2 separate regions of the Homo sapiens genome follow, and region 2 is linked to region 1. A link is a loop called in an ENCODE intact Hi-C map of the cell type or tissue named here. Cell type or tissue: chondrocyte. All regions are shown on one strand. Each heading gives the region's core, and the rest is flanking DNA. Links, peaks and the distances in the headings are about the cores only.

What was found. Peaks named below come from ENCODE experiments on the same cell type or tissue, not always from the same donor. Only the 100,000 strongest peaks of a DNase experiment are listed, where the experiment ranks them.
Region 2: a loop joins it to region 1, with 2.9 times the contacts of the local background. A loop is called at or near these places in 3 of 110 quality-filtered maps.

The regions. Positions count from the first base shown.
Region 1 is chr6:99,742,040-99,753,872 of GRCh38, reverse strand. No RefSeq gene overlaps it. Among named protein-coding and RNA genes, the nearest start is that of PRDM13, 140 kb to the right of the region's middle. In chondrocyte, for the core only: CTCF peaks have their summits at 7,185 and 7,396 (motif pointing right); no DNase peak of the experiment used is centred there.
Region 2 is chr6:99,276,812-99,288,644 of GRCh38, reverse strand. It overlaps FAXC (failed axon connections homolog, metaxin like GST domain containing), which reads left to right. Exons shown (of 6, transcript NM_032511.4): 6 at 7,192-11,833. The coding sequence ends at 7,481. Among named protein-coding and RNA genes, the nearest start is that of FAXC, 67 kb to the left of the region's middle. In chondrocyte, for the core only: CTCF peaks have their summits at 5,776 and 5,979 (motif pointing left); no DNase peak of the experiment used is centred there.

The sequences.
Region 1 (11,833 bases), core at 2,520-10,519:
CCTTTTTATGGTATAAATTAGTTTCCCAGTGAGAACATTTGGGACATAATTTCATATGTTGTAAATTATCCCTAAATTTTAAATCTTTAACATTTGGAGAGAAATATGATACTACCTTTAAAAGCCAAGTAAGGTATTAAAAGGAAAAACAGATAATTAAAATTTTAGATTAAGTTAGAATAGTACTTCCTTTTTTCCAATTTCAACACCTATATAACTCAAGAAACTGTATCAAAGACAAGTAAGTTTTCATTCAACTTAGTAATCATATCCATAGTTTATTTCTTAGCATGGAATTGAACTTATTGGTATATGTTGGAATAATTCGTTAAGAATAATAAAAAATTTAAGTGTTTTTAAATTTGAGAAAGAAGTGAACAACCACATATATAGAAAGCCTACAAAAGTATCAGGAGTAGAAAATGCCATGAGTGTCTAACACTTAGTGTCAAAAACATGTGTCCAAAGTATATTTGTAAATACAGTCTATTTGTAAATATAGTCTTCCTTCATCTCAGAATTAAAATTGTACAGTGGCTCTGGTATATTAAATTCCATCTCTAGGCTCTGCCAGTATTCAGTACCAGGCTATTCAAAACATTAGCTCAGTGAGAAATTGTTCTGGATAGTCACTCCCTCCTCATTGCTACCTGGGGTCCCAATTCACTGCTCCACCATGGCAGTTCTCACCAGGTATACTGATTGCCTTCTAGTCTGTCCCCTCTGTGGACTGTGTTCCCAGACAGCAAGGATTGTAGCTCATATATTGCTCTAGCCCCAGCCCCCAGCTCTTAATAAGTGTGTTTGATTAAATCAAATAAACACACAAAAAGCGTGATATTCAACCATTCTCAAATCCAGCTGTACAGTAGAATTACCTGAAGATCTTTAAAAACATTTATCCTCAGAAAACTTAAATCAGAATCTCTGGAGGTGAGAAGCTCTGGGATATGTATTGTTTAAAAATCTTCCCAGGCACCAGAAGCTGGGAAGAAGGGAATGAGGAGTGATTTTTAATGGGTATAGAGCTTCAGTTCTGCAACATGAAAAAGTCCTGGAGATCTGCTTTCCAACTATGTAAATATACTTCACGCTACTGAATAACACAGTTAAAAATACTTGAAAATACTTGAGATAATAAACTTAATGATACTTTTTTTTTTTTTTTTTAGACAGAGTCTCGCTCTGTCGCCCAGGCTGGAATGCAGTGGTGTGATCTCAGCTCACTGCAGCCTCCACCTCCTGGGTTCAAGTGATTCTCCTGCCTCAGCCTCCTGAGTAGCTGGGCTTATAGGTGCACACCACCACGCCCAGCTAGTTTTTGTATTTTTAGTAGAGATGGGGTTTCACCATGTTGGTCAAGCTGGCCTCGAACTCCTGACCCGCCCACTTCAGCCTCCCAAACTGCATACCAAAAACTACTTGTTCCTTAAAAAAGAAAAAAGAAAAAGAAAAGGAATCCAAGGCTAAATATGTTTCAGAAAATCTAAATGTCTTACCCAGAATAAAAATGCTCATTAGAAAATTTAAAACTTTAAGAAATCCCACAATTCAGAAATCTATTTAACTTATTTGTTTCCAAAACTTATTTGATTATATCATTATGAAAGAACCCTTCTCCCTCAAACTGGTTTTTATTCTTGAAAATGAATTATAGCATGGAGCAATGCCTCTCAACCTTTTGATGTCCACAGCACACTTTTGAGTACTAGAATCCCTAACAGTAGGCTTGAAAGGGAAAAATGACTCAAAGGAGCAGTAAACAAGACAGCAATGATTACAAACCATCACCAATGCAACATAACAATATTTACAATGTCTAAACATGCATGCATTCACAGTTACTGCATCGTATTATTTTATCCCCCTGAAATGCTGTTGTTTTGTGATGGAGCTACATACTTCCCTAATCTCTCTCTCCCATATGTTCTCCAGGCAGTTCTCACATTTCCTAGTGAACACTGGCACTGGTCTAACACTAAATCATGTCTCTTACCTTTACTCACATGATGTTGCATACCATGCGAGATCCTGTTTAACGTAGATATAAAAATGAAAACCTACTTTAATGCTTTATATAGACATTTTATTCCCTTTGAATACAGAAAGGATACACATTTTGCAAATTTTCATCTAATTTATTTTTCATAAATTAGATGAAAACTACAGGGCAGAATGATACTATTATAAAATCTGGGCACTGCTAAACTCTGTGGTGTATTTGAGAGGCACATAATTGGGTTCCTTTAATCCAGGCGGCAACCCATTATATTCTTTCTTTCACAGTGAATTGCATGTCAGAATAGCCACCGGGGGAAAAAAAAAAGGCATCATGATAACCCTGTTTTTCTCAAACTGTTATTTTGAAACCTGCTTGATAGTGCAGTCAACTCTGCAGTGTGGTTATTTAGTAAAGGTGAAATTATAACACTACAACATTAAAGATTCCTGACTTGCACTTTCATTGACTAGTATCAGGAAAATCAATCTAAAAACATTTAAATCACTTGAAATGTGTAACTGCCCACCCCAACTCCATCATAAGGAATGATGATATTCATAACATAATATTAAATATAGAACATTTATATTAGGTAATTTTAATTATAAATGATGTTATGAAGCCTGATTGAGAATAAAATTTGGCTACAGTTCTCCTTTTTGTTCCACAACTAGATTAATAAATGGGTTTTAGTATTTTTACTGGGTTAAAGAGTCAAGCTAGAAAAAAGAAAGAGAGAAAAGAAGAGTTTGTATAACCACATGCACAAAAAGAAATCTTGGAATAATTATTTTAACTAATGTGACTATTAAATGGAATTTTGTTTTACTTATTTGAAACACATCAACTGAGGTTGATATATTTTGGTCTTAGTGCTGTTTATGGTTATAATGTTGACATCTTCCTCTTAAAATGTTAGGCAAATCATAGGTAATCAATTAAAATACAATTTATACAACTGATGGGTTGAAAAAAGATAGACAATGTCAGAAAACAAAATCATAGTTCATTTCATTGCTATGAGAAAACTAAAAACTCAGTTGCTTTATAAAATGAGCTTGAGCCTAGTTGTAAATTTTGTAAGCCTTTTCTCATTAAAAAATATATATATATAGTATTAAAAGTTCCACTTACTGAAGGCTCTCGGGCCTTCCGATCTTAACATGTACGAGATGCCTACTGAGGAGTTTGGTTGCATAGGAATCTTGACTACAGAGACCTTGCAGAATCTGGCGCTTTTATTTTCACCTGTTAAAAAAATATGAAAGTCAAGCTGTTCTCTTAAGCAATGGGTTTGATCTTCTTAAGCTGTATTGCTATATAAAACAATATTAAACTGTATTGTCTCTTTGCATGTGAGTCCAAAAGGAAGAACAATGATAATTTTCCTCAGAAGACTTTTATCTCCTCCCCCAACACACATACACACAAACAGATAAGTAGAAATTTTAAAAGGAAAAGAATAGTAGTGAATTTGTAAACTATTTCTTAAACACACTCATTCACTTGCATTGTAGACGTTACTCTAGTGAAATAGATCTAACTGACTGAGATAAATGTAAAGAGATGTATCTTCATCATTATCTTATTCAAGGGCATTTTTCTTACAGCATAGCACAAATTAAAGCTTCTATACAATAGCCGTAACTAATTTCATATACCTAATTCCAAAGTTCATCATCCAATAAGAGAAAAAATATTTTTCTGTTTTAAGGTAGCACACATTTCTCTCTCAAAAGGGTCAACAATTTCTGGCTCCAGATACTAAGACATCCTCTGGCTTGCTCCCCAAAAGGCCATGTCATTCTTATACAACTTAATCAGTGGCTACACAGAGGAGAGCAACACTGCAATCTTTCTGATCATTTTAATGAGGACCCCTGGCTATTCAGTCATTGAAATATAATTGACTTGCTCTCCTCTTATTTTCATAATAGACACTCCAACCTAGACCACGTTTATTTGGCTATAAGAAATGTCAGGAAGAATTGGAACTTTTCTGAGTGTCCCCATTAAAACTGAAAACATGCCACCCTGTCTTTTACATGAGCTGCAATCATTTTGTGTTGGTCTCATTATGCAATACAACATGCAAATATTCCAGTCGCCTTCTCACCAAACTGCAAGGCCAAGAAAATAAGCACACCAAAAAAGTCTTACTTTATCTGTCCTTTTTTCTTACAATTTAATATATTTGTCCAATGTTTAGAAAAATTAGCAGCAGAAATAAGTATAAGTGTTCCTGTCGTAACTGATATTTAATAAGGTTGCAAAGTGAGACTGATGCCTTTCTACTTAATGATTACTCTATTTTCATAAAATGCAAAACTTTTCTCCATGAAATTACATAGTCTACTTAAGGATCAACTAAACATTATTTACAAAGTTATTATGTTTATACTGAGAGGTTTAGGTTTTCAAAAGTGATGTGCAAAATAAATTACTGTAATCTTTGAAACAACGTGAGCCCCACAAATTATTTTATAATTTGGAGTTTTCAAACTTACATTAGTTTAAACTTGAACAACCAAAAACTTTGATAATAAGGAACTTTAATCACAGTATAAATTTAAAAGCTAGTCCACCATGGAAAAATTATTTTCATAAATCCCTATAAAGTAGGCTAAGCACCTTCTCATCAGATATTTTTTTCTTAACACAGAATATTCAGATTAGAAATGTCATTCATCATAATCATAATCATAATCATTCCATTCATTTCTATGTCAATTAAGATAAATTTATATTTGCTTTTGACAAAAGTGTTGGAGGAAAGGGATTCCTGTACTGTTAACATACTTTCGGAGGGAAGTTTAGCAATATTTAGCAATTTTAATGGACATTCCCTTTGACTCAGCAATTCCACTTTCATGAATATGTCCTCTAGTTGAACAATAGCATATATATTCATATATCTATACACACACACACACACAAACACACATATACACGGTTGACCCTTGAACAACTCAGGTTTGAACTGCACAAGTCAACCTATACTGGAATTTTCTTCTACCTCTGCCACCACAAGACAGCAAGACCAACAGTTCTTTCTCCTCCTTCTCTTCCTCCTCAGCCTACTCAACATGAAGAAAATAAGGATGAAGACCTTTATGCTGATCCACTTCCACTTAATGAATAGTAAACATATTTTCTCATCTCTATGATTTTCTTAATATTTTCTTTTCACTAGTTTATTGTGAGAGTACAGTAGATGATACCTACAACATGCAAAATATGTGTTAATGACAGTTTCTGTTATCAGCAAAGCTTCCAGTCAACAGTAGGCCATTAGTTAAGTTTTTGGGAAGTCAAAAGGTATACATGAATTTTCTACTGCATAGGGACCCGGGGTTGGGGACGATGATCAGCATTCCTAACTCCCACATTGTTCAAGGGTCAACTGTACACACAGATTTTTGTACATGGAAATACATTTACTCAGATGTTTGTTACACCATAGCTTATATTTGGAGATAAAAAACACCAGAAGTAAACCAAATATCCCAGAGGAAGGCTGACTAGATATGTGATGACTTATTCATCTTCATATAATTAAATACTATATGTCCAATAAGTGAGGTAAATATAGATATTACTACTGGCATAGATATTGCTAAGCGAAAGACAATGTTGCAAAAGTATATAGAATGTAGTCTTTTTTTCTAAGATAATATACAGGTTAACGTATGCATTTAAAAATTTAGAGAAATATACAGCAAATTGTTAACAGTGATTATCTCTACAGTATTAAAGTAGGGAGTCACTCTATATTGAACATTTATGATTCGTTTATGCATTCAGCTAAATATTTTTACTATTTATCCATTTATTTATTTATTTATTTTTGAGATGGAGTCTCACTCTGTCGCCCTGGCTGGAGTGCAGTGGCGCGATCTCAGCTCACTGCAACCTCCGCCTCCCGGGTTCATCAGCTAATATTTATTTAGCACATACAATGTGCCAAGTGATCTTCAAGGTGTCAGGAAACCTAGGGAGCAAAACAAAGTCATCAGTGTGTGATCCTTTTAAAATCAGAAAAAACAATACAATTCCTGGGATTTCAGCTATTTTAAGGAAATAAAGAAGTGAGAACCATTCATCCCATTACCCCTGTTAAGACTCTTTACCCCTTTTTTCTTGTCCAGAACTTTTTTGATGTTAACCTAATCACAGCCAGATTTTTTTTTTCTGAGACAAAGTCTCATTCTGTCGCCCAAGGTTGAATGGAGTGCAATGGTACCATCACCACTCCCTGCAACCTTGGCCTCCCAGGCTCAAGCGATCCTCCCACCTCAGCCTCCTTAGTAGCTGGAACTAAAGGCATGCACCACCACACCCGGCTAATTTCTGTATCTTTTGTAGAGATGAGGTTTCACTATTTTTCCCAGGCTGGTCTTGGCTCAAGTGATCCCCTGGCCTCGGCCTCCCAAAGTTTTGGGACTACAGGTTTGAGCCACCACACCTGAAGATCTTAATATAAGCTATCATTAAAGCAATCTCTATTAGGTCTAAATGTCTTATGAAAAAGATTGTATTATACTTTATTATCTATAAAACTTAAATACTTTTGTTACTATATATCTGAACCTGCAATTATGTAAGAGTAATGAAGTACATTTGTGATTTCATTACATATACTTTGACAGTAATAAGATAATTATGTATACGTAAATATGACTATGTAACCATACACATGAATATTTTCACAAAGCTTAAATAATAACTATAATTGTTTTTACTCATGAACCACAAGATAATATTAAGCTTATGGATCTGTAATATTTCAATATCTTATTCAACTTACTACTAACATATATTAGAAGATTTTCAGATTGATACTAATATTGTAAGAGTATAGTAAATTTTATTAAAACGTATATGTTTCTTATACAATATGTAAATGCTAATATTAATTCATATGCTTCAATTTTTTTAAAATCTAGTATGTATTCTCTCAAAAATGTCCTAATATGAGGGTTTTTTTTCCTTTTTTCCCTTTAAATTAACAAAAAGTATTTAAAGAATTATTCACAAAATGTCTTTGACTTCAATGAAAACTCATACTTATTAAAGGTAAAATTTTTAGAAAGTACTTAGGGTTCTTATTCATAATGTTCTGAACAAATTATAACTAACTCCACTAGGATGGACAAACAGACAGATACAAAATATGTAAGGGGGAAAAAAGCCAACAAATAAATTCTAAATACTTACAAAGCAACGTTGTAATGTAATAGCCGTGGTCCCCTGACAGTGAGACTAATCACTGTGAAAGGACATCTATTCAGAAAGTGTATTCATTTGCATCATACATGAATTGCCTAGCCCTAAACTCCCCAACGCTAAAGTACTTGTGCTACAGCTGGCTGTAATTTACACAAATTTCACTAGATGGCAGTGTGGGTCGAGTAGCCAAATGTTTACAAGTCATGTCTTCAAATTTGATACCAGACTAAGAACATTACACAACTGGACTCCTTGTTATCATCAAAAATAGATTGTGGCTGGGCACGGTGGCTCACGCCTATAATTCTAGCACCTTGGGAGGCTGAGCTTGAGCTCAGGAGCCAGATACCAGCCTGGGCAACATGGTGACACTCTGTATTAAAAAATAATAATAAAATAAAAAGTGTTTTATGAATAAAAGACACATCACATAAAAGCATAATAAAAAGACAATGTGAAGGAGCAAGATTTTAAACAAAAAACACTCTGAGCACATTTGCTCTGCTGTTTATCTCTCCTAGTATCTCAAGCTTGAGGGTGCTTAGGACACACACCTGAGAAACTTGTTTAGAATTCACATTTCCAGTCCCTGCTCCCACCCTTGAGATTCTTAATGAGAATGTCTGCAACAGAACAGAGCTCAATTTTCAAGAAATATCTAAGGTTGTTCTAATACAGCAGGATCATGAGAAACACTGCTCTAAAGCATGAATCCCCAAAGAAGTGGCACATTTGTATCATCAGCTCCAATCCAGTCACTCCTGTGACCACAATACCCAGCCCATCCCTTCCTGCATTCTCCACATATCTGAAATATTGTATTCGAATGTCAGCACATTAAAGATATCAAAGCAAGAGTGGAAACTGTTTCTAGCCTTGGCAACAGCTCAAAGACTCATCCCTTCAAAAATAACTTTAGAGGAATTTATTGCCAAGCAGAAGCCCCTGGACTGCAATGAATTTACTATTTGCATCGACTATGATAAACTTAACGATTTTTAAAGAAGTTTGTCAAACCATTCACTCCTGAAGCAAAAAGAGCTGTACCAACCACCTTTTGTCATCTATCCACCATTCTGACTCTTGAATTGGACTTCTAAAAATTGTCCTATGTATTTCTTGCATTTCTCTACTTTTTGTCCACACAAAGCCATCCCTTCCCACTTGCCTCCTGGACCATAATTCTCCTGCACCCTACGCAGCATCCACCTGCTCTGTCTTTGTTCATGACCTATCGAATCTCGCCTCCATCTTGGCTTCTCCCATAAAGACCTAACATCTCAGGCCAGGCACAGTGGCTCATGCCTGTAATCTCAGCACTTTGGGAGGCCAAGACAGAAGGATCGCTTGAGCCCAGGAGCTCGAGACCAGCCTGGGCAATATAGGAAGATCCTATCTCTTCAAAAAATAAAATTAGCTGGGCATGGTGGCATGTGCTACTCAGGAGGCTGAGGTGGGAGGATTTGTTTCAACCTGGGAGGTCGAGGCTGCAGTGAACCCTGTGATCACGCCACGGCATGCCAGCCTGGATGACAAAGCAAGACCTGCCTCAAAAAAAAAAAAAAAAAGAGAGAGAGAGAGACCTAACATCTCACATTTTCCCACTTAAGAATCTGGCATTAGTGGCTGTCATCTGTAATAATTACCAATTCGTGTCTAATCTTGAAAGAATACTGTGAGTGGCAGATTTAAAGAATAAAGAATCTTTAAGTCAATGCTATGTAATAGTGTTACTTGAAAACTGAGCTCTGTTCTGTTGGAGACCTTCTGATTAAGAACCTCAAGGGTGGGACCAGGGACCAGAAATGTGAATTCTAAACAAGCACTAATTACTAAGTAATTTAGTGTTTAATTACTAATAGAAGTGCCCACAAGTATTTCACCAATTAATGTAGTTTTTATTGACTGTGGGTAATTCATCTCTACTGTGTTTCAGTTATTTTCATCCACTCCTAGAGTTTTTATAAGGAGTAACTACTAAATTTTATCATATTTGAAGTAACTTGAAATAATTAGATGGTTTCTCTCCTTTAATTCATTAGTATGGATATTTCTATTGCTAGATTTCTAATCTTGAACCATTCTTTGATTCCTGAAATAAACTCTATGAAGTGATTTTTCTTTTACTATCCTGCTGGATTAGGTTGGTAGTAACCTTTTCTTCAATGACTTTGCATTTATGTAATTTTTGTCATCTTATAATTCTAGATTAGTTTCATCTAGGAGTTAACTGATCTTTACAAGTTGGCTAGTCCTTAGTAGTAAAACTATCTGGGCTTGGTGCCTTTGTAATGATAGATCTTTACTTTTCTGATCTCTTCTACAGTGATTGGTCCATCATGATTTTATATTTTGTGGGGAATCAATACTAGTGTTTTCCTAGGAAATAATTCATTTTCTCTAGTTTTTCAAAATCATTGTCTTAGGGTCATATATAATGTTTCCTTGTAAATCTATCTTTCCAATTGTGGTTGTATCTATAATTTTTGATGTTTGTCTACAGAGAGTTTTCAAGCTCCAGGACACTCTCTTCCCCTTCCAGTCTACTTTTGGGTAAGCTGATAAACTCCCTCTTTTGGTACTGGTGGGATGTTCAAACAACGCAAGCCCCAACCCACATGTGGGAACCTTCACCTCAGCCCTAACCTTTAACCACAATAAACCACAAACCAGTCTCCTTTCCCTGCACTCTCAAGCCATTTTTGGACCTGCCTAAGAGCCTGCCCTAATCTTCCAAAAAGCTTCATTATATGAGCAATAAATCTTTACGTGCTCTCTTGATGCATGTGTGATGTCATCATTCTTGACATCCAAAGAGGCAGAGGGAAGGCAGGTGTCCATCCCACCTCTGGAGGGTAACATTAATTGGTGCTGTGAGCAGTGTGTCTGAGTAATGACCACTACCATAAGGGTGTCTTTCTTCTCTTGCTTTAGCTTGCTAACTGGCTGTGCTGCTTCATCTTGCATTTGCTGAGTCCTACAGAGTCTGTTCTAGATTCAACCAATCTAAGTCAGAAATTTCTATAATTGGCATTTGGGGACAGAGCATGGGACTAGGGCCCTCATTAGAGTGGCCCTGGGTCATACGTCTTGGCTTCACTTATATGTACATCTCAGTTTAAATACTCTGACTTGATTCCAGCATAAGCCATGACTGACATTAGACTCTGGAAAACAACTATTACCCTATGACCTTTGGTTGTGTGTCTCAACCCACTGTTGTCTCCTACTCTATAGAGGCTTCCAGGAAAAGACCAATTACCTGTGCAATATATGGGTCCACTGCATCTTCACTGTGTGGAGAAAGAGCAGTCATCATGAGGCATGCTGAGGTCACACTTTCAAAAATGGCTGGCTCACCAGGACCCTACAAAATGTCTTTATGCTACTACTGCCTATGCCTTTATTGTTAAAATGATCCTGATCCTCATGGTTACAGGAAAATCACCCGTGGTACCCATGGCACAGTCATAGAGTTCATTCAAACCCAACTTAATCCAGGGGCCTTAATCCAAAAATGCAACCACATCCATGGGCAGCCCCTAATCCTGAGAAAACTAATTTGATACTCTGAAAGAAGAAACTTATACAGTAAATATAAGCAGGGAGAGGGGATCCACCTCTCCCACCAAAATATATCCAGTAATAAAAGAGAGAGAGAGAGAGAAAGGGACGGAGGGAGACACAAGTGGGAGAAACAAAAACCTGAAACAAAGGTCCACAATTAGAACCACTACAATTAATTTGGTCCCAATTGGGAATACAAAATGTATTAAAAGAATTTATACAACAAGAAAATAAAAGGAGACTGACTGGCTTTTGCGCCTCATAATATAGGTTCTGAATTAACTTTAATATCTGCTGAGATGCACCAAGTGGCAAAACTTCATGGTCTTAATCAACACTGGAGCTCAAATTACAGTTTTACCTGGGGATCCCATGAATTTAAACAAGATTATCTTCTATAATCTTAGGGGAGTCACTGAACATAAACTAGAAGACAAACAGGTATGCCTCACCTTAACCTAAATTCCACATAGTCATAGCCCCCATTGCTATAAAATATCCCATGATGGGCATGGAAACTCTGACCCAATGAGTAATAAATTAAAATTTAATTAAGTCTTTTGGCACTTATGAAATGCTTGATAAAAAGGGGGCCCATGAACCTCCCCACTATCTCTGGTTAAAAGTTACTAGGGCCCAGTATAAATTAAAACAGGGCCTTCAAAGATTGAAACCCATTATTCAAGACCTATTTAGAGAAGATGTGACTATCCCCACTGCTTCTCCATTTCTCAATAATACAACAACCCAATTTGGCCTATTCTTACAACTGGGGAAAGAACAAAAGGCATCTCATGGTGAATTATCACAACCTTATTGCCAAGGCATCACCCATTAAGGTCTTTATACTCAATAGTGTTGGAATTACTGACACCACGCAGTAAGCAAATAGTAGATACTTCACATCCACAGATTTGGCTAATATGTTCTGCTCAGTGCCTATTTCACCAGACTCACAGCCGTGGCTTGCTTTTTCCTACCCAGGAACACAATACACCTGTTCTAGGCCATCCATGAGGTAGTGCCATGGCTCTA
Region 2 (11,833 bases), core at 1,780-9,779, 460 kb after region 1:
CATTATGAGGATGTTCCTTGTTTTGCAATACATTGGAACTTCTCTAAACTAAATATGTTATCACATTGGTGAGGTTCGTGGCATTTAAAATATTAGTTTCCCTTTAATTTAATCACATTTTCCATAGTCGTCTAAAAGATGTTGATTCCTTTTAGTTCATTTAGGGCTGTGTTTTATATCCATTCTCTGTTCCTATTATTTCCTACTTTATTCCCTCCGTTCTCCTACCATACCACCCTTACACACCCACATGTATATACACACTCACATCTACTCACATGCTCTATACAACCCCCCACACACTCACTTGTACAGATATACCTACACTTCTACCCAAACACATCCCTACATACACACATATGTGTGTACATACACATACAAATGTGCACACACACACTGTTGTGGTCATCTGTTACTTAGTCTGAAGTATTTAGGGACCCCATTATCAGTAGAACTCACAGACTCTACAGAATTTTTTCTTTCAGAAATGATGCATTTTTTGTTGTGATTTGGCCCTTTTCTCTATTACTTCCTGAAAGGACTTGAGGCATTTAGTGTTCTTTTAAAAGAAATGATCAGCCTTTTGGAGGATTGATTTTGGGCCTCATGCACATCTGGGGAATCTGACACCATCATCTGCACGGGGCTTTTGGCACATTGTTGTATGTACTTTGATTCTTAAAGTAGCTTCCAGCTTTCCCTGGGTGCTGGTGTAGCATGAATTATTAAAGTCCACAGGGATCTCTAAATCCCATTTTAGGCATTAGTTCCATACCCCTTCTAAATCTTTGGAGGGGAGCTGATAACATGCAGCCAAACTACTACTGCTGTAATTTGCTCTCAACCTCTTTCCCTGCCTTTGCTGTCTCTGTGGTAGAGACTTTCTCAAGAAGTAACATGAGAAGGGTTAAGTAGAAACAAGTAGCCTGGAGATTTTAGAACTGGGTGAAACCCAGGCATGTAAGTGGCTCGGATTCAGGCAGTTTTCTGCTTTAGCTTTGGAACGGCAGAAGCACCACTGGCCTTGCCTCATTGTGAGTGTGTTTGGATGAATATTAGTTTTTTGGTCCAACATATTATTTATAAAGCCACACAAGCTACTTCTGGAACCATGTAGAATAGTATGAAGTTTTCCTTCAGTTAGATGAGCAGGAGGACAGGCTTTGAATATACATATGTATGCATATGTCTATCTAGATAGACATATAAATATGAATAATAATTTGCTTCCTGAAGAAAATTTAGAAAAGATAGAAAAGTTTTAAAAGAATAAAAAATAACTTGTGACACCATTTTTCACAGAGAACAATTGCTGATATTGTGGTATGTATGTAATCTTTTATCAAATGTAAGTATGTATATATATATTTTTTAAGCTGGGATCATAATGTTGATACAATTATAACCTAAAGTTTTAAAATTAACTGTATTTTGGCCATTTCCCTTGTCATGAAATATTCTTCAAAATGGTATTTTTAATAGTTGCATAATATCCTATCCTATGGCTATATGGTAATTTATGTGATTAATCTATTTCTGGACTTGTGGGTTGTTTTAAATAACTTTTACTAATATTCTATAGTGAATATTGTTATAAATATATACTCTTGCTCATCTCTGATTATTTCCTTAGGCTACATTTCTTGCTCGGTAATTACTGTCTCAAAGGGCATAAGCTCTTGGTCTACATGGCTAAATTGCTTTCTAGAAAGATTATACAATTTATATTCTCATGAGCAAAGTCTGAAAGTACTTCCAATTTTTGCTCCTTGATTAGGGTTGAATATAATTTATTTTGAAATTTTTGCCATTTTATACTGAAAAAAATCTCAGTTTTATTATTAGCAACATTCCTAATGTGGAGTTAGATTTGATATTTTCATCAGGGATCTTATCAGAGAATTGCATGTGGATTGGGGCACTCCTTAAAACAGATGTGGAGAGCTTAAGAAAGCTGAGAAAAGTGAAATTGAAGCCATGATGGGTCAAGAGCTCTGCAGCGTGTCTGCATGTCCTCCAGAGTCCTATCAAAACCACAGACCTTAATGCTATTTTCTGAATTAGGAGGAGCTCAACCTTCTGTGCTCTAGGAAAAACCTCATTCAGCAACTTTCACCAGCAATTATTTATTTTATTGAATGTCCTTTTTACTTAATACTTGATAGATTAAAAAGTGGAAAAAATGCTGCATCTCCTTGACCAGCATGTAAATATCTCCTCACTCCTGCACTCTTACTATTCTCCATCTGGAGGGAAGTGTTCAGGAAGAGGTTGTCGTGAGGAGATTTGGGTTTCAGGAAAGGGCTGGAACGAATTACCTTGGCCTGTTTTTGTATTTGGAGATCTGTGAATTAATATTTTTTAGCTTCGAGGAGACAAGGCAAAGGGGGTGTTTTCATTACAGTATTCAAGTATTTTAGGAACTTTTCTGAAGAGGATATATGCTCAGTGTCCTCCATGCCTGCATGACAGATGCTAAAAGGAGCAACCAAGGGTGTAGTCAGCGCCTAGCATGGATCTGGAACAGGGAGGTGCTGAGTAAATACCTGTAGAGCAAATGAGTGTGTTTGGATGTTGGCCTATGTTTTCCAAGTTATTGCTGGTTCGTGACCAAGGGCTGGCAGGTGCTGCTGCGAGACATTGGCATGCTTCTCTCTCACCCACATTCCTGCCTTGTATGATTGGCAGCTGGGAGAACCTTACTTCTGGATTCTGGGTTTGGTTGACAATGTTTTCAGCATCAAGTTGTACAGAATGTTTTGATTATTAGAGAAATTAGAGGAATACAGGAATATAAAATACATCACTTTATTTGAAGAGCAGGGAGGGCATTTCCATTTGAGAAACTTTAACAGAAAGGTTCTTTATTCTATCTGGGATTATCTTCTGGGTAGGGGGGCATTCGGCTTTCTGATAAATATCCTCTCAAGTTGTCTGAGAATATCACTTTGTTTCTTACCAATTGATTTTATTGGATTTTTAAATTTGAAAAGTAATACATGATGGTTACAGTAAGTTGAATTACAAAGGTATAGTTTAAAAAGTTTATGGCCTTCTCCTCATCCATGTCCAATATTATTTCCACAGAATAATCAATATTAAGGATTTAATGTAAATCCTTTTGTGCCTTTTTCATGTACAGATTTGCATAGCATATCTAGGTGTTTCAGTTTGTTTGTTTTCACTGTTTTTAAACTAAATGGAATTATACTATACACATTATCTATAACTTGTTTTTTTCACTTAACAGAATATCATATCATTTTAACAGCTTCACAATATTCTATAGCATAGATGCACCTTAATTTATTTCATCAATACCTATTGATGGAGATTCAGGCTGTTTTCATCATTTACTTCTCTTTTTTTGCTTAAAAAAGCTTCATTTGATATCCATGTACATATATCTTTACATACCACTGCTTTTATTATAGTTGAATAGAGTACTAAAAGTGAAATCCTGGGCCAAGAGATATGCACATTTAAATTTTTGATAGATAACATCAGATTACTTTCCAAAACAGGTTATAGCAATGTATGCCTCTGCCAGCCATGTAGTACAATGCCTGACCCTCCACATCCTCATCAGCATTGGATGTTATCAGACTTTTTTTTTTTTACCAGTCAAGTAGATGAAACTGTTATCCGATTGTTGAGTACACTTTGAAGAAATGCAGTTTTTCTATTATTTTGCAAACTTATGTCTTCTGTATAGGCTTTTTTTTTTTTTGAGATAGAGGCTCACTCTTATCTCCCAGGCTGGAGTGCAGTGGCAGGATCTCGGCTCACTGCAGCCTCTGCCTCCCTGGTTCAAGTGATTCTCCTGCGTCAGCCTCCCAAGTAGCTGGGACCACAGGCGCCTGCTACCACAACCGGCTACTTTTTGCATTTTTTAGTAGAGATGGGGTTTCGCCATGTTGGCCAGGCTGGTATCGAACTCCTGGCCTCAGGTGATCCGCCCACTTCAGCCTTCCAGAGTGCTGAGATTACAGGCATGAGCCAGTGTGCCCGGCCTGTATAGGCATTTATATTAACACAGGCTTATCACACACACACACACACACACACACACACACACACACACAGACACTCCACACAACCTGTTTCTGCTGCCAACTTTTTCTGTTCTTTTGTCCAGTAGCATGTTAAGTGGCTCAGCTGATGGTGAATCTAGCCACAGAAAGGGATAGGCAAAGCCAGAAAAAGATAAAACCCAACTATAGATGTCCACTCTCTGTTTCACTCTTTATCATGGGCAGGAATTGAGGAGTGTGTGGGCTCCCAGCTCTTGCTCATCAAAGCAAACCCTTTCTCAACTACATGTTGGAATGATCACTTCTTTTATGATAGCTCATTGCCATTAAGGGGTGGCACCTGTCTCCTCATAAGTCTTGAGACCTCAAGAATAATTACAGAAAAATATTCCATGACAGGTAGTGCAATACTATTAATTCCCAGGCCATGCTGTCAGCTCATCAGTAGAGAGTTGAGTGGAGGTGAAGGGCATGAGGACTAACGAGGTTAATATGAATTCAACAGGTGAGTGAAGCACTTTACATGCCTGGCACACAGTCAGGACTATGTAACTGTCTGCTATTATGATTATTACTTTTTATTATTGCATACTGAAGTGGTATTAATGTCACATGATCACAGAGCAGACACCTCTTCTGGAGAAAGGTGAAGAAACAAGCCTGTAGAAAGAAAGGCCATCAATGAAGTGATATTCATAGATCCTGTGGATCTTGTGAATAGATTCTGATTTTCTGTAGGAAAAGCTAGTAAGGAATGGATTTGATTGAGTCAAACAGGGCTGTCCCCAGGTCCTACTGTGAAGTGACTGTATTTCATCTTTGATGTCTCTTTACCTCCCCAATTAGATATTTTTTTTTTCTCTTGCTGCTGCCCTCACATCTTTATTCAATTCTTGGTCCCCTGGGATTGGCAGCAATACCTGGTGAGGCGTTTCATGACTGTCCCCATAAGGGAGAAAGTAAGTGAAGGTTTTCCATGCTGCATCTCCTCAAAAGGAGCAATGGTGTTGACTTCTCAGTTTCTGGCTCCTGAGCATGTGCACAGATATCTTCTAGAAGAGAATAGATTTTTACATAGTGGGGGTTGAGCTGTTATAATTTGAGAAGACTGGAAATGGTGACCTGGAGCCAGTACATGTCCATGGGATCCATGAAGCAGGGGGATTTGCTTTGTTATGTTTTGCAGGGGATGTAAGTAAAACAGCAATCAAGTTTTGAAAAATTTTAACATGAGAAAATGTTTACAATAATGTTACAGGAGATAATATGTAATAATAATGGCAATAGGTAAATAGAAAAAATACTGAAAGAAGTTACACCAAAATGTTAATTGTGATTATCTTGGATCGATGAAATCATGGGTACTTTTTGTTTTCTTCTTTATGTATTTGTACAGTTTGTCTATACAGACTAATTCTAATTTTCCAAAATGAGAATATGTTATTTTCCTTAACAGAAAAATAAGATAGAGTAGTGACAGACTATAATCAACAGAACCATTAATATGGAAACAACCTAAACGACCTGTGATAGGGGATTCATAAAGACAAACTGAAGCTATGGTACAGCCATATAACATAGTGTGCACTTATCACTGTGATCAGAGTGTGACATTCAAAGATTTTTATTATACGTTGTTAAGTGGAAAAACATAGGATAGGAAAAAGAATATATAGTAAATCCTATATAGCACATGTAAATATATGTAAATGTATATGTAAATATGTACCTTTCTGGAAGAACATAAATGAAAATGTTATGGGGAATGCGATTATTGGTAATGCTTTTATTTTTTGCTTATCTGTTTTTTCTAATTTTCTGCACTAAAACATGGATTGTTTACACAATAAGTGAATGTTTATATAACTCAAATCCAAAGACATTCTTAGAGTAATAATGTCCTATAAGAGATAGTAGCAAATCATATATTTATAAGCAATGTTGCCATCTGCTGGATCACAGGGAGAAACTCACCCTCTTTCTTTTTCATTTGGAATTAGGAAATGAAGGCCAGGTAGAGTGGCATGTTTCAGACAAATGCCTAGACAGTAATAGTGACTTAACACAAGAGTTCTTTTGATTCACATAAAAAAGAAGTAATCTAGTGACCGAGTGGGACCCGGATCCTGAGTACCGCTGTTCAATTTCATGTAAAAATTTAAAAATATCTTATACTAAGTGTGTTTGCAGGCACACTTATCCATAAAGACAATTCTGAGTTATCCATTTTATGGATTTTTTGGGGGGAAAGGTTTATGTCCTAACATAACTTTTTTCAGCTGCTTGGCATGGTACTCAGCCCACAGCAACACTGCGAAAATTTGTGGAGTAAATGATTACTTCTGGCTGACTTAATGCAACCAACAGTTTGACGTATTTTTATGGAATATAAATTAATTTATATATGAACCAATCACAGCATTAGCTCTCTTGATATGTAAACATAAAATAATAAAATGCTTCCTAAAGCCAAATGATGGTAGTTTATCTGCCATTTTGGATAAACTACCTTGCCACTTCTCATCATCATCGGACTCACTTCTTCATTTCATTCAGCACACTCACTGAATGTAACTTTTCTCACTCACCGTTTTTATTATGTGCATAAAAACCTAAATATTTTCACAGTATCTCTATGGAAAAATACTGTTAATGTTTACCTTCCCCGTTATTCCAGTTTCCCAGAAAGCCTAGTGGCTGGATGTCATAGTTTGGGCCGCTGTTGCAAAATGCCATAAACTTGTTTGCTGGTAAACAAGAGGAATGTATTTCTCACAGTTGTGGAGTCTGGAAAAGTCTGGGAAATGCAGGATCATGGTGGGAAATGCAGGATCACGACTCTGGCCCATTCAGGATCTGGCGAGGGCCTGCCTGGGGGAGGGACCACTTCCTGCTTCCTGGACACAGTGCTGTCTTGCTGTGTCCTCACATGGTAAAAGGGGGAAGGCAGCTCTCTCAGGCCTCTGTTATGAGGTACTAGTACCACGAATGAGGGCTTGGGCCTCATGAACGAACCACCTCTTAAAGGCCCCACCTCCTTAGACCATCACATTGGGAGTCAGGATTTCAACATTGGAGTTTTGGGGCAACACAGACCATAGAAGTGGTAGACTGCTGCCTTTGAGAACTAATCCTTGCTTTCCTTACCACACTGCAGGTGAGCTGATCAACCTTGCCATGTACTGTGAGAGGATAAGGAGGAAATTTTGGCCAGAGTGGCACCACGATGATGACAATACCATCTATGAGTCTGAGGAGAGCAGCGAAGGCAGCAAAACCCACACCCCGCTGCTGGATTTTAGCTTTTACTCAAGGACAGAGACCTTTGAAGATGAGGGAGCAGAAAACAGTTTTTCCAGAACCCCAGACACAGATTTTACTGGACACTCACTCTTTGATTCGGATGTGGACATGGATGACTATACAGACCACGAACAGTGCAAGTGACGTCCAGCCTCACTGACCCTCTTCCTTGGGACCTGCCACTCCCTGGGTCGGTCCATTTTCCCAGGTAGCAATCCATCCGAGCTGGGAGGAGATCTTCGTGCTTGGCAGAGTTTTCACATGCTAACTGGACTATAGCAGCCTTATTTCTTTTTTGTACAAACAAAACACAGAACCATTCAGATGACTCCATTGAAAACAAACAGGCAAAAAATAATGTCAGCATGGTTCCTGAAATCCATTTTTGTTTTCATTAGAAAACTATTAATAATATTGTGTGGTAGAGCAGGTGTAAGAGCTGGTTGTCAGCTGATAGTTTTTATGATGATCCTCTTCAACCCTGAGGTCTTAATTGTGAGATGGATTCTTGAACCTCCTTCCTCCACCAGGATTTGAAGTAATGAGAGATATCATCAGAAAAATGTTTTACGGTGGCTGCTTGTACTTTATGTGTGTATATTGTATGTTGAGACATAAGTCAAATAAAATCCACAGATATTAAACGAACACCTACTATGTGCAAAGCACTGTGCTAGGTGCTAATCAGTATACATTTTATTCTAAGCCCTGCCAGTGACTAGCTGTGTGATTTTGAGCAAATCTCTTATTAACTATTGGGTGCCTCATTTCTCCCACCTGTAAAGTGGGGATGACAATACTCTCCACCTACCTACCTCACAGGGGTGTTGTGGGGATTCATGTGGTAACATTCGTACGGCGCTTTAAACCTCTTAGAAGTGGTGCGACATAAACACAGCATTTTATTCTTTATTGCACTTCATGCATGTGAAGATTTGAGGGCAAAGGAATTCCATATCCAGGCAACCACCACCACAGTCACCTGCAAAAGCTGAGCAGATGAAATACACACAAAGGTACACTTAGGACTTTGTCATGATTCCTTTCTGTAATCTTGGCTGAATCAAAATCTTTTGTTCAAAGAACATTGGAAATGTTTTTACAAATTATCGACAGCTACAAACAGTCTTCAATTCTACCATGTATTTGCAGAAAAGTGGTTCTTTCATTGCCTGAACTCACCCTGGCATGTTCTGTGTTGACTCCAGAGTGTTACGTTGCCTATGTTTGATTTATTTGAGAAGAATAAATCTCAGGTATATGGCAGGTTTCATAGAGTTGAAGGGAAAGTATTTCATTGATTTTTATAAGCAGAAGCCTGCCAACTTGTAATGTCTTTTTGAAAACAAACCTTGCAAAGATGTATTGAAAAGATGAAGTAGCAAGAGGATACTTGTATCAAAGCACTCTGTGCAGTGTTAGACTATATGCAGTTTTATTAATGCAACTTTTCTGGTGTTTTCAGCCACTGCCCAGTGAGAGGAGAGCAATGCTGAGAACAAGTCTTAATGTTTTTGCTGTCTCATCCCCGTTCTCTCTCTCTTTCCCTATAGTATTCGATGAACTGTTGGCTTACCCATATTTGTGAAGGCACCCTATTTCTAAAGATGAAGTTGTTGTTGTTGTTGTTGTTTTGACTTAGGACATTTTCCAGGGAAATATGGGGCAGAGATCCTGGGTGATGGCTGTGAGATTTGGGCTAGGAGAGCCAAGATTTACAATTGCAAACAAAACTGCTTTGCTTCTGACCAACATAAGGATTGCTCATTATGGGGTTAAAGAGGCACTTCTTAAAATACAGCAACTTCTGAGAAATCCATGCACTTTACTTGAAAAAAAAAAAACCTCTTTTTGAATATAGCATTTGCAAAACAATCTTAAAAGACTGCTGTAGATTCACAAAGAGGTAAAGGGAGGAGAGTTTTTCAGACTGCTTACCACTTAAGCAATTGTGTAGGGCATATGTAACTGGGAATACGTGCTGAGATACCCTAAGTTAGAAATTCTTATTCCATGGGAAACTTAGTTGTTAATATCTTATTAAAACCATTCTTATTTAAAGGGACTGTTTGATGCCTAATAAGAATGTGGTGGAGAAGATATGAATGGATAAGCCTGTTTGAGGCTGCAGCATCATTTGGGAGGACTGTTTGCCTCCCCTCTCTCTAGCAAGTGTGTTTTAAGGCCAACTGGTGGCATTTCTGTGTGACTAGGGAGACTCCTGGACTGAAAATATGAATATAATGAACAGGTGGACTGCAGACCTGTCTCCACAAAGCATGGGTTGTCCTTTTCCCACCACATTTTAGTAGAAAAGAAATGTATTTGAATTTTTTTCTATGAACAATCTATCTTACTGTACAGTACCAAGTGTGATGTATTTTCTCTCAAAGGATGATTAAGTTATGAGAATGTAGATTAATATATGTTTTTAATTTTATATTACTTGGAATACAAGTATGTGGAGAACCAACTTTGAAAATGAAGTTGTAAAATAAGTCATTCCATCCAGGTACCTCTTACAGGGGCATGAATGGACATTGCTATCTGGAGTCTTGGGCAATTGCCTGACAGCATATAACTGGGCATCAACATTTTGTAGGTGTTAATTTGATTTAGAGCCCTAGAATATGCCCCTGCTTTACTTTCCCAAGGCGGGTTATGCAAACAAAATAACCAAGACAAAGTCACCATAGTGTGAGTCTTTATCCGGAAGGATTTAATTTTATGTGCTTCATTCTTAAGCTACCCAGATTTGAAATGTTCTCCAATTTCATGAACAGGTGCTAATTATAGGAAAAAACTATAAGAAGTTAAGGGACATTTTGGTCATCTGGCTTCTTGTTCAAGTTCTGTGTTTCCTTTTTGCTGGAAGGTAACTTGAAGTATGTGATCTTTAATGTTAACAGATGCTTTTGGTTGGACAACAGACCCATAGGCTATTCGTTCTTTTTTTCCTGTCATTGTAAAAGTAAATCAAGCTCTTGCATCCACCTCTCTTTGCCCATCTGTACCCCCACTCAACAAGATTAATGAGCAGAATCATTGAGCTTTACTCTCCATCAGAACAGATATAAGGACAATCTATATTTATGCAATGATGAACTATATTGTCAGCATTTACCAATTTGTTGTTGTTACATAATGAATTGTAGAAAGTGACACTACCAAGGCTGTGGGCTACCCAGGAGACTAATCACGGACCTGGAACAACTTGGACTTGAATCAGACTGCAGTCTACTCCTCAAGTGAGCCCTGCCCATGTATACTGTGGTGTTAGGGTATATTTTTGTGAAATAGCTAAGGTTCAAGGAACAGACATACTAAGGATTTTGGCCTTGTGGGTCTTGCTTAGATTTGTTTGAGAGATAATGTAGAGTCATAGAAATGTATAGCTGTGCTAAAAATTAGCTGTAGAAAGCACCTTATTGGCTCAGTGTCACATACATACTTATTTGAAGGGCAGGACCAAAAACTGAGGTCAATATGGTTCTTTCCATTACACCACGTTGCCCTTGATGGTTTCTTTCTATTATACCACCTTGCCCTTGATGGTTCTTTCCATTATACCACTGTGGCTTTGTTGTCTTATAAAATGCATGTTACCTGAGAAGTCACCCTGTGTTCAGACAACCAGCACATCTCCAGCCATTCCCTGGTTGGAATCCTACTTCGCTTTTGTCCATGTCCTGTCAGCCTGGTCAAGACCAATACAAGAGACCTCTCATCAGTGCAGGGTATTGCTAGACTCTGAAGAATAGCAAGATGGATTCCCAAATCACCAAGACTCCTCATACTTCCTTATGTATCTTTTAAAGAACCCATGTCCATTCCCTCACTTGCTGAATATTTACAGAGCACCTACCCTGTGCCTGGCCCTGGGATCTACACTGGTTGTAGAGTGGCAAATAGAACAGCATAGAACTCTGATTTCAGGGCATCCTCTTTTGCCTAGACTTCTCTAGCCTCTTTTACGTACTTGGCCATTTCCCTGTTCCATTCCATCCACTACAAATGGATTAATCTTTCTAAAAAGCTCTTTGGCCCTGATGGGGTGTGGCATTGCCTCAGGGTGAGGGGCTACTCCTTAGGGTCTGGTGTTTTCACCTTTGTTCACCTTGTCTCCATAGCTCCTCCATGGGAGCCATCCAGTGCAGCCAGGTTGATCCATTTGCCATTGCCTAAAAAAGCCTCATGTGGCCCACCTCTGTGCCTCTGCTCATGCCAGTCCTTCTCCTGAAATGTTCTATTCTCTGCTCCACTGGCCCAAGTCATGCCCATCTCTCAAGGTCTGACTTCGTCAGCTTCACATGAAGGCTTCCCAGCTGATTATAATCTCTTCCTTTGAAAATGAAGCACTCATCACTTCCTTCCCTGAAGGTTGCATGGGAAAGATGCTCAGAGAGTGAGTCACATACCATTAAATAGTGAATTTTCACTTTTTGTTTGTCAGGAACTCCACTGATAATCCAACGAAAGTTCTATACCCTATTCCC